2 separate regions of the Mus musculus genome follow, and region 2 is linked to region 1. The links are chromatin contacts, found by Hi-C or POLR2A ChIA-PET in ENCODE. All regions are on one chromosome and are shown on one strand. Each heading gives the region's core, a stretch centred on a gene start or an enhancer-like site at or near the end of the contact. The rest is flanking DNA. Distances are from core to core; before and after follow the strand shown.

The links. Hi-C counts contacts between places; a loop is a spot of excess contacts on that map. ChIA-PET counts read pairs that join two places held with the same protein, here RNA polymerase II (POLR2A).
Region 2: a loop to region 1 is called in a map of T-helper 17 cell, with 1.9 times the contacts of the local background. The contact joins the enhancer-like site here to the promoter of Laptm4a in region 1. A Hi-C loop is called at or near these places in 1 of 37 maps with a recorded cell type or tissue (T-helper 17 cell). POLR2A ChIA-PET finds 5 or more read pairs at or near these places in 2 of 5 experiments (both embryonic stem cell).

Annotation. Positions count from the first base shown.
Region 1 is chr12:8,917,944-8,923,746 of GRCm38, reverse strand. Laptm4a (lysosomal-associated protein transmembrane 4A) reads right to left here and starts at 2,440. Exons shown (of 7, transcript NM_008640.2): 1 at 1,453-2,440. The coding sequence starts at 1,788.
Region 2 is chr12:8,857,843-8,863,882 of GRCm38, reverse strand. No RefSeq gene overlaps it. Among named protein-coding and RNA genes, the nearest start is that of Gm33483, 19 kb to the left of the region's middle. Within about 2 kb of position 3,918, at least 2 of the 3 ENCODE cell types and tissues checked have a DNase peak (open chromatin) inside an H3K27ac peak, as active enhancers do.

The DNA of each region.
Region 1 (5,803 bases), core at 1,191-3,690:
AAACAGGAAGATGAAGTTTTCAGGCAAGAATCCCAGGTGCCAATCCTATTTGCTTTGCTAAGTTCAATGAAGGTCATTTTCTGGGAGAAAGCAGGGAGGTAAGAGGACGATGGGGAAGACAAGAATTAATCATTTAAGAGAATGGAAGATGGTGAAGGACAAAGAAATGAAAAACCCATACTCTTAACAAAAAGGAAAGCAACAGAAAGTGAGATATACAACCCAACTGATTGTCAGTAACTAGTCCAGGTCCAGAACTACAGCTCAGGTAATGTATGCAGGAGGCAGTTTCTTAAAGAAAATGTGATGGAATTAATTCTACAGAAGCAGTAGGGTGACTCTCTGAGTACAGAAGTACTGAAAACGTGAAAATAACCTCATCGCAAGCATACCAAACCACATTCAAGCTTTCCTGGGGCTCTTCTCTAATGTACATAAGGATACAAGACGGAAAAAGCTGCAATCCTGCAGAGGTCTGATAGTCCCCTGGGGTGGGCTGGGAAGCCATCTGCCTGAGGAAGATTTTCATCTGGTGTTCTGCCAAAGTTACTAATGACTTCAAGATACTGGGCGGGGAAGAGTAAAGAGAAGGAAGAGAGGACAGGGGTACGCCTCTCCCTCCTTTGCTCTTCATGTAAGTATCAGAAACTGCACACTAACTCCACTTCCTACCCTCACCCCCCACCCCCACGACGAAATTTCAAAAGTCATCCAAGTGGTCACGCCAGCAAAACATGTTCCTCAAAGCTTCGGCAAAGTTTAATTGCTTAAAACTATCTTTAAAAAATCACGGGTTTGGAAATCGCAACAAATAAGTTCATATGAACAGATACTGGGAACTAATTTTTTTTTTAAGTCACAAGACTTTCTGCCGAATATGGAACCAACAAGCCCGTCCATCTGCTGTGACAGAATCACACAGATCCTGGAGCCCAGAAAATGTCAGTAAGGACATAGCAGGCTTTCAATAAACATCTCTTCCAAACCAAGGCGGCCTTGGGATGAAAACCCACCTGACAAGGCAGGGAGGGGGTGTAATGAGGAAAATCTGACCCACTGTAAATTCTGGCTAACGTCTAGACTCAAAACAGAGACCTCTGGCTACATCACCGAACGCCTCAACAAAAACTGCAGGAGGCACCCGAACTGGATTTCGCTTTCGATTCGGACAAAACGTCCGAACTGGCTGCATAACTGCGGGACAATAATTGTTTCGATGGGGGGGTGGGGCGGGATGAGGGTTGCGCACTTCCCGAACCCGAAATGACGATCCTATTCCCATCCCCTCCCAAATCCTGGGGAGCCCCATCTCGTAAAGCCTCAGTTCACAGTTAAAAGCACCCCGAAAAGTAGCGCCCCAACAACTTTCACGTCCCCGCCCCCTGCCCACCAGGCCCACTTGTCGCGCAGGCGCACTGGCCTGGTGGAGCGGCCCTGCCAGCCAGCCCTTACCATGTACCAGGTCCCCAGGATGATCGTCCCGGTGCGGACATGGCAACAGCCGCAGCACCGGGTGCTGTAGAACCGGTCGCTGCGGCTCCGTTTGAAAGTCATGGACACCATCCGGAACCTCGCGGGCCTCGTTCTCGCCCAGGCCCCTGACAAAAGCTTTCGGCCCAGCGGTTCAACCCAGACGACTCTACGACGGTGTCCACAGCCAAAGGACGCGTCTTCTGGCCCGCCCTCGGCCCGGGCCCTTGCCAACTCCTGTGCGCCTGCGCTCTGGGCGCCCGGCGCCGCTCTCGCGGGACGTCGGCTCGGAATCTCTCCCTCCGCCTTCTGCCACATACAGACCAACGAAGAGCGGAAGGCCGGGCTACCTGGCTTCTGATTGGAGAAGATGTGGAGATTGAAACAGATCACGCCCAATCAAAAGTTCAACTCTCTCCGGCGCTGTTTGACCGCGGTGCGCGTGGCTGGGCTCGCTGTCGGGGGCTGTAGGAATTGAGGGTAACTCGGTAATTCACCGTCTCCCAGACGAGCTCCGCAAGGAGGAGAAGGGTGAAACAAGACGGAGTTGGTGGCAGACAGCGGGCACGGAGATTTTTGGCGCTGTCTTTCGCCACGTTGTCTTTGTCACTGCGAGGCCCACGTGACGTATTCGTGCTCTATTGTTGGGCCTGTCGGGGCGTGCCTGCGGGAAGGGGCGTGGCTACCATTCTGGCGTGGCCCTCTAGGCTCAGACCAGAAAGGAGGGCTCGCAAGTAGGCTAAAGGATTGGATTTCTGTCCTTCCCCCATCTCTCTGAAGCCTACTTAGAGGGAGCCAATAAATACCACTGGACTCTGCCAAAGGCCAAGGGATTAAGGAAAATGACAGCATGATAAAGTGGAGAAACCGCTTAGCTGTTGAGTTTATACAGATAATAGTGATTTTTTTTTTCTTCTTGAAGAGAAAGATTGTGAAGGACATTGAAATAGGCCAGAAAAACAAGCAAAAAAAAAAAAAAAAAATAGAGAATGAGAGAGTGTGTCTTAAGTGAGAAACAAGCCACACTTTTCTGCATGCTCTGATGCCAGAGTGAGCCTCAACTTTCTGTGGGATGCTGGACATTTCTACAGCATGTTACACGAGACTCACTGACTCATACCTCTTCTCAGAGAAAGCCATTTGACATAAGTTGGGTGATTCAGTTATCATTTTTACTTCAACAATGGGTGCTTTATATTCACTCTATAGTTCCTTCTAACATCTTATGATCCTCATTAACTGAGTCAAGTTTTTGACTGAATTTATTTTGTATTTGTTTTAAGATTTGTGGCTATCAGCCGGGCTGTGGTGGCGCACGCCTTTAATCCCAGCACTTGGGAGGCAGAGGCAGGTGGATTTCTGAGTTCAAGGCCAGCCTGGGCTATGCAGAGAAACCCTGTCTCAAAAACAAACAAACAAACAAACAAGGCTTGTAGCTACCTTGAGAAGGAATGAAACTGTACCATAGTGTGCAGCTGTGGATAATAGGCATAATCAAATAAACACTGAATAATTTCAAAGAACCTCAAAAGTATTTTGGAAAGAGGAAGGGAAGAGATGTCAGGACAAAATCCATGCCTTTACCATAATTTAAGCCAGTAGACAATGCTAGAATTTTATTAATGAAAATATAGTATATATGAAGAGGTGGTAAGTGGGTAAAGTGCTTGCAAAGCAATCGTGAGGATTCATGGAAAACCAGACGCTGTGGCTTTACCTTTCTGTAAAACCCAGCTGTTACAGCCAGACAGATGTCTTGAGTGAGGAGACATCCCTGCAAGCTCTCTGGCCAGCTAGCCTAGTGTATGAGGAAGCAAATGAGGGGGATGCAGGATTTGTGGGTCTTTAAGGTTCCTAGAATATGTGTGTGAGTGAAAAAACGCTACATGTGTAGCAGTCGCTAGAGGAAGCCAGAAGCAGACATAAGATCCCCCTGGAGCTGAAATTGCAGGCTGCCTGATGTGGGTCCTGGGAACTGAACTCTAGGCATCTGAAAGAGCAGAAAACACTTGGTTTTTTAGAAGACTGTGTTTTATGTATATGAGTGTTTTGCCTACCATAATTGAAGCCAGTAGACAATGCTAGAAGTTTATTAATGAAAATATACTATATATGTCTGTTAAGAACATGGACTGGGCATAAGGAGATGGCTCAGTGGGTAAAGTGCCCACTGGAGGCCAGAAAAGGGTGTTGGATTCTCAGGAACTGTTGTTACGACTGGTTGTAAGCCTCCATGTTGGTACTCGGAACCAAACCCAGGTCCTCAAGTGTTCTTAACCACTGAGTTATCTTCCCAGCCCCTCTTTAATTCATAGTCTCAATTTCCCTTCCCCGTTCTTTCTCTTTTCCTTTCTATTTTTGTTTTATGACATGATCGCAACCTAGCCTCCAGCTCACTATGTAGCTTAGGATGCTCTTCAGTTTCTGACCCCCTTGCTTCTGTCTCCTGATCCCCTACCTACGTCTGTCACAAATCCAGGGTTTGTGCATGCTAGGTAAACTGTACCGAGCTACTTCTCCAACACTTACAATCTTATTTCTTGTTCAAAAAAATATTTATGCTTGGTGCCTGCCTTTCTCACTTTTCCCTTCGATCTGCCCTCTCCCCATGCTGTTGCTGTTAAACCTAGCCTTATAACCCTAAAAGCCTCTCATGGTTGAGCTTTGCCATACCTGACCTTTTTCTTACTTGATACTCCTGGGAATCTATTGATCACCTCATCCCCTTTATTCTGACAATCATATTTTGTCACAGCCATGCATAGGTTGTATAAGCCTACCTTCTCAAGCCCCCTTATTCATCATGCCCACAACCCCATTGGCCCTTCTGTTCTTGCTTTGTTTCAAGGCTATCTTTGATGCTTATGGCCAACTAATCTTCCCATCTTTGTATTTGTCTTCCCTATGAGCCTCTAGTTCCCATCAAGACGTACGAGCCCAGTTTTTCAGGAACTCAATCCCTTTCACTAGTTCCACTAATGTGGAACAAACAAAGAGCGCTTGGAAAAATGGTAGTGCCTTGGCCTTGCCACTTCAGTCCTTTTGCAAACCTACAGAAACTCTAGGAGAGCCTGTGGTATCTTACTACACATCGAGGGAGAAACAGGATAAGCTGTGCCCAGGAGGCAGCAAACCCATGGCCAGATGTGTCATATCATCATCCTCAGATCAGTTCACCAGCTGACCACACAATTCAACTGGACTGATTCAAACCAGAATAGATGTCTAGTTTATCTGGTTATGAGAAAAAATTTAGATATACATTGTTTGAAGCCCAGAGTTTCTAAGTGGCTTATTACTAAGCAAAAGCCAATGCAATGCATTCAGCTTTCCCTCCACACCCTATACAGTTTCATATTGTTTTTATTACTATTGTAGACATTGTGTGTGTGTGATGGATGAATGCAGATTTAGATGTGGAGGCCAGAGGATAGCACATGGAAAGGAAGTTGGTTCTCTATTTACACTGTGGGCTCTGGGGCTTGAGGAACCCGCTGAGCTGTCTAGCTGCACCACCCCTCCATTTTAATCTGTATGTTTATGTATGTGCATATCTCTTCATATAAGTTTTGGCATGCACATGCCACAGGTTGTGTGAAAGTCAGAGGACAAATACACTGCATATATTCACACAAACACATTGTCTTAGTGTCTGTCTGTGCCTAGAGCACTGGGAATGGTTTCAAGGCTCTGAACACACCATTCCTGCCCCATCCTCTAGGTCCCCAACACGGAGGGAGAGACATGGATCAAGACAGGGATCTTGTGAATGGCAGGGGCAGGACACACTTTTTTCTCTTATGTGTTTTAGAAGGGACAAGTTGAGGCTGGAGAGACAATCTGCTCAGAGCCATCTTCTAGCTTCTGGTTCAGTCCTTTATGTTCAAGTCTTGCTTGTAAGTTGTTTTCATTGTTTTCTTTGGAGGTCTTGGCACTTATTTTTAGTTGATTCCAGCAGGGTAGCTTAGCTCTCTCATCATATGAGTCCTAGGAGACTCATCCCTCAGTTGCCCAGCTACGATCTCACCCATAGACCCATCAGCCTTCTCAGAGGCCATGGGAGAATCAGTTGTAACAGCTTCTTTATGTATCAAGTGAGCAGACAGCATTCTCCTCATACTCAAGCACTAACCTGGGTGTTGCTATGCGGGTGTTTGTGGATGGGATTAAAGCTCACAGAGCTGACTTTGCGTAAGATTGTTTGTTCTAGGTTATCAGGGTGGGTCTGATTCTGTCAGCTGAAGGGTCAAAGCTGAGGCTCCCTCTAGGGAGGAGAATACCCTTTCTGGGACAGCAGCTTCAACTCCATAAGTACCTTTCCATTCTCCTCTTC
Region 2 (6,040 bases), core at 2,669-5,168, 61 kb after region 1:
TCCTCATTCTGGGAATTCACTGAAAGACTTGCCCAGGTCCCTCCCCAGTGCAGTCTGTGTTTGGCAAACCCTACCTTAGCCTGGCATAATATAACAATCAACATGCTAAGAACAAAAGCCAAACACCCTTGTCAACTAAAAACCCTGGCAGATGAAACAGCGGTGCTAGGAGATAAGGTTCAGGCGATCTAGTAATTAGGACAAACTAACCAAAAGATGGAAAGTAGGGGAGATTTAAAAATAGGATTAGGGGTGTCATTCAATGTTTGCCTAGCATGCAAGAAGCCCTGGGGTCCATCCTTACACATCACAAGTCAGGCTTATGGTGTAAACCTGGAATCCCAGACATGGAAAGTAGAAGTGGGAGGAGGGTCTGAAGTTCAAGGTCATCCTCAGGGAGGGAGCGAGTTTGCAGCTGGTCTGGGCTTCTTAGACCCTATGTAGAGGGCATGGGTGAAGGGAGGTGATAGGTGAAGGAAGGAAGGGAAGAGAGAGGGAAGGACAGGGGAAGAAAAAAGGAGGGAGAAAGGAGGTAGAAGGGGAAAAGGAGGGGAGGGAAGAGGGAAAAAGAAATATTTAAACTATAAGAGCATCAATCCAGGCAATTTAATGCTAAAATAACAGAAATTGCAGAAGAAAAGACCATTGGCAGGAGTTGAAAATAGCCCCATGCCACAGAAGCTGCAAGCGCAGAGAAGGTGATCTTTCCAATCTCCTGCCAAGCACACAGAAGGGGATCTTTAGACAAAGACTTCTGCAAGCAAGGCTGAAGTGATGGCTCAGCAGTTAAGAGTTCTGGCCACTGTTCCAGAGGACCAGAGTTCGATTCTCAGGAGCCACGTGGTGTCTCACAAAAGTTCAAGGGTATCCAGCACCCCTTTCTGGCCTCCTTAGGCACCAGGCACACCCATGGTGCCCTGACATACATGCAGGCAAAACCCTCATACACATAAATCAAAATAAGTGAGAGGATTTTCTTTTAAGCTTAAAGGAAAAGATGGTTTGCTGTCACCAATTCTCTCGCTTTATTGCTCCCAAACTTCTGCTCTGTGGGATGGTCTCCACCTTGTCATGGTGTTCTTTAGGGAGCAAAAGATCTCAGGGCACCTGATATGTGGTGTAGTATAAGGCCAGGAGGGAGAGAAGAAACTTCAACCGGCAGCAGAATATTGGAAGCAGAAGACAGACAAACAGCCCTAACCATCCCCAAACCACCCTGAGGCACATTTAGTGTCTTCATTTCCTGTGTAACAGAGACTCGCTTTCTGTACCATTTAAATTAATTACCATATGATCCATTATCACCTGAGACACAGAAGGCACCCAAACTAAAACATGGGTCACCCATGGAACAAATGAGGTGCTGAGTGTGGGCGTGGTCCATAAACGCAGGAGCAGCTGGAAGGACCGTTAGAGAAGAAGTCTTGCTTTATGCTCCCCAACGCTGGGGATAGAACCCAGTGTTGCACAGCAGTCAGGTAAGCACTTTTGCCCCCAGGCTACATCCCCAGAGTTCCCAGCCTTTCTAAAACCTGTTGCTAGGGCCGGGCTTCCTTTTGCCATCTCTTTCTACCCAGTGAGTTTTTCTGAGTGACAGACTTCTGCAAAAAAGGAAGGTAGACCACAACTCAATCCACTCTAGATGAGTGGTCAAGGTCATTAGGAAGCTCAGAGTCCTTGGGAGGCCCAAGATTGACTTGGAGGTTAGGAAGCCAAGAATTCTGCAGCCACAGGCTAGGAGCTGCACTATCACTGTTCCACTATGTGGCTAGACCAGAATTCTGCTACTGTTACACTGAAGGGTCAGAGGCCTTCATACCGCACTATCTAAAGAAAACCCTTGCGTTCTTCTTCATCAACATTGAGACAGTACTGTCTTGTCCCCATGGTCTTCCCTAAGGAGGCTGTGGGGCATGTCTGGCTTCTGCCATGACTGAGAAGGGATTGACTATGTGGGAAATTCTCTAGCATGAGGATTTTGTGCAAAACAAGAGAAGGGGAGCGGGAGGGGGAGGATGAGAGGAGAGAGGGGGAGGGAGGCACAAAGAAGAACTTAAGAAAAGCAAGCATGTAGAAGCCAGATTGACCATAGACTCTCAATCTGACTAGAGCCACAGTCTGTCCGGAGACTCTGACCCCATGGCCCCCAGAGCGTTCTGCTGGTACTTAGGTCCACAACCCTGTCTACTCCTCACAACAGAAGCCAGCCCTGAACCTGCTGCCCCTACTCTACTAGCTAAGCCTTCGGAGTTCTGAAAGGCTCTCCCAAGGGCTGGCTAAGGTATGAGAGCTGGGGAGGACAGTGTTGGGGCAGCTGATGGAAGCCATGAAACAGCCCCAAGGGTTTATTCTATGCCAGAGTCAGTGGTCTGGGACATGTCTATGAGATCTCTGGCAGAGCTGAAGAAAAGAGCTGACACCCTGCATCCAGAGCCCACCCATAGTGAAAATGAGACAGCTTTTCTGAGCTGGGCTTTGCATAGAGCTTCCAAGATGGCAGGCTACATCTCAAAGTCTATCAGTCCATTGGCACATCACCCAGTGTCCTGAGCAGGGGGGCTCTAGTGTATAAAAGGGAAGCGGGTCCCAGATGAAGAAGGAGTCCTGTGAAGAAAGCGGTTAAGGGGAGCAGAGATAGTCAATGACCTTCTGGAACTTTCCAGAAAACAGGGTCACCTTCTGTCGTGTTTCAGAATGTAAGTCAAGCCTGTGAGAGAACACACCTTGTAATCTCAGCGCTGAGACAGGACCTGGGGTGAAGCAGGAGTAGATGAAAACGATTACCTGTCTCTGTCTGCCTCAACTTCCCCCATTCTTCCCCCCTCATCCTGGCTAGGACAAGTTGCTGGCAGCCTCTCCCCCATTAACCACAGCCAGGGGGCCTAGGTGGGCATGCTCCAAACTGAGGAGACACCTCTTCCCCACACTCTGTGATCAGGCGCCCCAGGGCCAAGCTGTGGAGGCCTCAGGGCCTGGCACAGACCACAGGAGGGAGGCGGGGCGGGGGCGAGGAGATGAACTCATCCTTTGCTTACCTCAGACTGCTCTCTGATCGTAAAACCCCAGACGCCGAGCAAATGGCCTCAGGTGTGTGCTCGCCAGTTTCGCTGGGATACTAGTCAGGAATGGCAAGAGGCTGACCTGGTTTCGGTGGAGCGGCCCTCCTCTCTTCTCCTCTCCCTCCCCCTCCCTCTCCCCCTTCCCCACCCCTCCCCCCTCCCCCTCCCCCCTCTCCCTCTCCCTCTCCCTCTCCCTCTCCCTCTCCCTCTCCCTCTCCCTCTCCCTATCCCTCTCCCGCGAGGCCTGGCCCTATGGATTTTTCCCCCTCCCTCGCTTCCCTTCTTCTCTCTGGAGATGCCAGTTCTTTATCAGGGCCAAGAAAAGCAAGGGAGTTCTTAAAAGTTGACCTAGGACAAGTCCCTTCTCCAAGGGAGAAAAACAAAACAGCAAAAACTATGCTGTCCCAGAGGCCAGGATCTAAGTCTTAGCCCTGTTCCAGCCTTACTGTCCCATTTCTACCCTACTACCAAACCTAGGGGCCCCAGGAAGCCTCACCCAAAGTCCACATGGGAGACCAAAGCTGGGAACATCCCATGACTAAGCAGCCAATAGAGACTGCAGGCAGTGCTGAGACTTTCCCCTATGCCAAAGAGAAGGGCTGGCCCTCTACATCCTCAAGGGGCTGCTCCAAGTTCTTAGCCCCCTTGCAACAACATTAGTACCTCGAAGATCTAGAATTCTCCCTGGTTCGTGCTTTATGTGGGAAAACTGAGACCACAAGAAGACGGGAACAGACAGCCGACACAGGCCTCACTCTGGTTTCTGAACTGCGAGCCCATCCTTGCCCCTCTGGGTCTTCTGGAAAGGCATGGAAAGGATCAGCACCAGCGGCAGAGTGCTGTGGGGGGCTGGGGGCTGATGTGGGGGCACACACAGCTGAAGCCCTGCTTTTGGCATCCTCATCCTGCCTCCCAGCAAAAAGGCTGATGCAGTCAGTGTCCTGGGAGTCGGTGGTGCCAGCACAGTAGAGGCAGATCTGTCTGGGCCTGCCTGGCCCTGAGCATCCCAGTTCTAGTGGCTTGGTTCTTACATAGTTGTTACCCTCAAGTTTATCTTAGACATTCCAGAGCTGTTGGAGAGAACATTTTCCTAATCAGAGGCTGGAGAGCCTTCCACAGGGCCATCTGTGTCAAGCCAGTGCTGTGGGAAGGGCCCTTAGGCTCTCGGGGGAATCAAAGTTGCGTCCCCGTTGGTCTTATTGCTGCTGGTAACCTTGGGAACTCCTAGGACAAGGTTACCTCCTCCAGGAAGACAGTATGGGGAGGAAGAAACAATTGCCACCAACTCAGGGCTGAGTCCTGATTGGCTCCAAACAGCTCTTCAGTCCTGAATGAGTTGCTACCACCGCCACACCACACACACACACACCCAGTGAGAGCTTGTTTCTGGCTTTTGCAGGGGAGGTGTGTGTAGGGGAGCCAGGGTGGGCTGGGTTATAAAGAACAGTGATGAAGAACCTAGCAGGCTCTCACATAGCAGTGGCTGATGACATGAAAGCTGTTCAGGAAGTCTTTTCAAATACTGCAATGGTCGGGTCCCAAGTCTGCCTTCCTGTATAGTCTCTGCCTCTCGTGCCAGGGGCTCAGACACCGGCCTTCTTTCCTCTCCTGGGCAGTGTGGGGGATGGGGAAACGGGCCCCCTCCCACCAGTGCTCTGTTCATTATCCCTGAAATGTGGGAAGGACATGCCCTGGGGAGTAGATGATCTGATTCTTGGCTATCAATTTAATGTGGTCCTCCACCATAAAAAGGGACAATATAGGGACAGGGTGATGGCTCAGCATCTGTGCAAGTGTTCAGATCTGCAACACCCACACAGAAGCCAGGCAGGCACGACAGCCACCGGTGAGCCCAGGCAACCTGGCTATCTAGAGCAGCTAGAATTGGCAGGCTCAGAGTTCATCAAGAGACTACGCCTCGGTGACCAAAATAGAAAGTGATTAAGGAAAACGCCCAAATGCAACTTCTAGCCTCCACATACACCCTCATGTACATGAACTCACACACGTGGACGCATACACACACATGCATGCATAACATGTACACACACCAAACAGAACAAAGAAATCAAGAATCAAGAACAAAACAGTAGCATGTCCAATAACAGCCTGAGGAATTAGTGTTAGCTTGTTGGCATGAAGCGGCTAGGAGAAGCCTCGTGAACAGACAAAATTCCAACTCGTAGAAGCCCTGCAAAAGGCAATATTGTCGCACAGAACTCAATACAAGGGTTGCATGAGCAATGGAGTGGGGGTGTCTGTAGGGAGATAAAGATGCTCAGCCTATCAAACTGTGCATCTGAAGATATAGTCCCACCACTACTAAACTTTAATAAAGCTAGCCAGAGGGCTGGAGAGATGGCTCAGCGGTTAAGAGCACTGACTGCTCTTCCAGGGGTCCTGAATTCAAATCCCAGCAACCACATGGTGGCTCACAACCACCTGTAATGAGATCTGACGCCCTCTTCTGGGGTGTCTGAAGACAGCTACAGTGTACTTACATGTAATAATTGAATAAATCTTAAAATAAATAAATAAATAAAGCTAGCCAGGAAAGATCTTCCAGCTGGTAAGATGTGGTTAGAGATGTGGCCCTTGCAGCTGGCCACATCCAGGAGCAAAGCTTCTCTCTAAGAAACATGGAGGGCGTGTGCAGCCCTTACAAGTCAGTGATTAAGTGACCTGGGAAAGTGGAGACTTTGAAGAAGATAATTCTGGAACATCTCAGAGGCGTTGCCTTAAACAGGCTACAGGTAAGTGGGCCCAGTCTCAGGACATTTACCCCAGCCTGCCTGCCTGCCTGCCCGCCTGCCTGCCCTGCCTGCCCTGCCCTGCCTGCCTGCCTGCCTGCCTGCCTGCCCTGCCCGCCCGCCCGCCCACCCGCCTGCCTGCCTGCCTGCCTGCCTTCTTTCCTTCCTTCCTCCCTCCCTCCCTCCCTCCCTCCTTCCCTCCCTTCCTTCCCCGAGTCACCATGCCCCTAC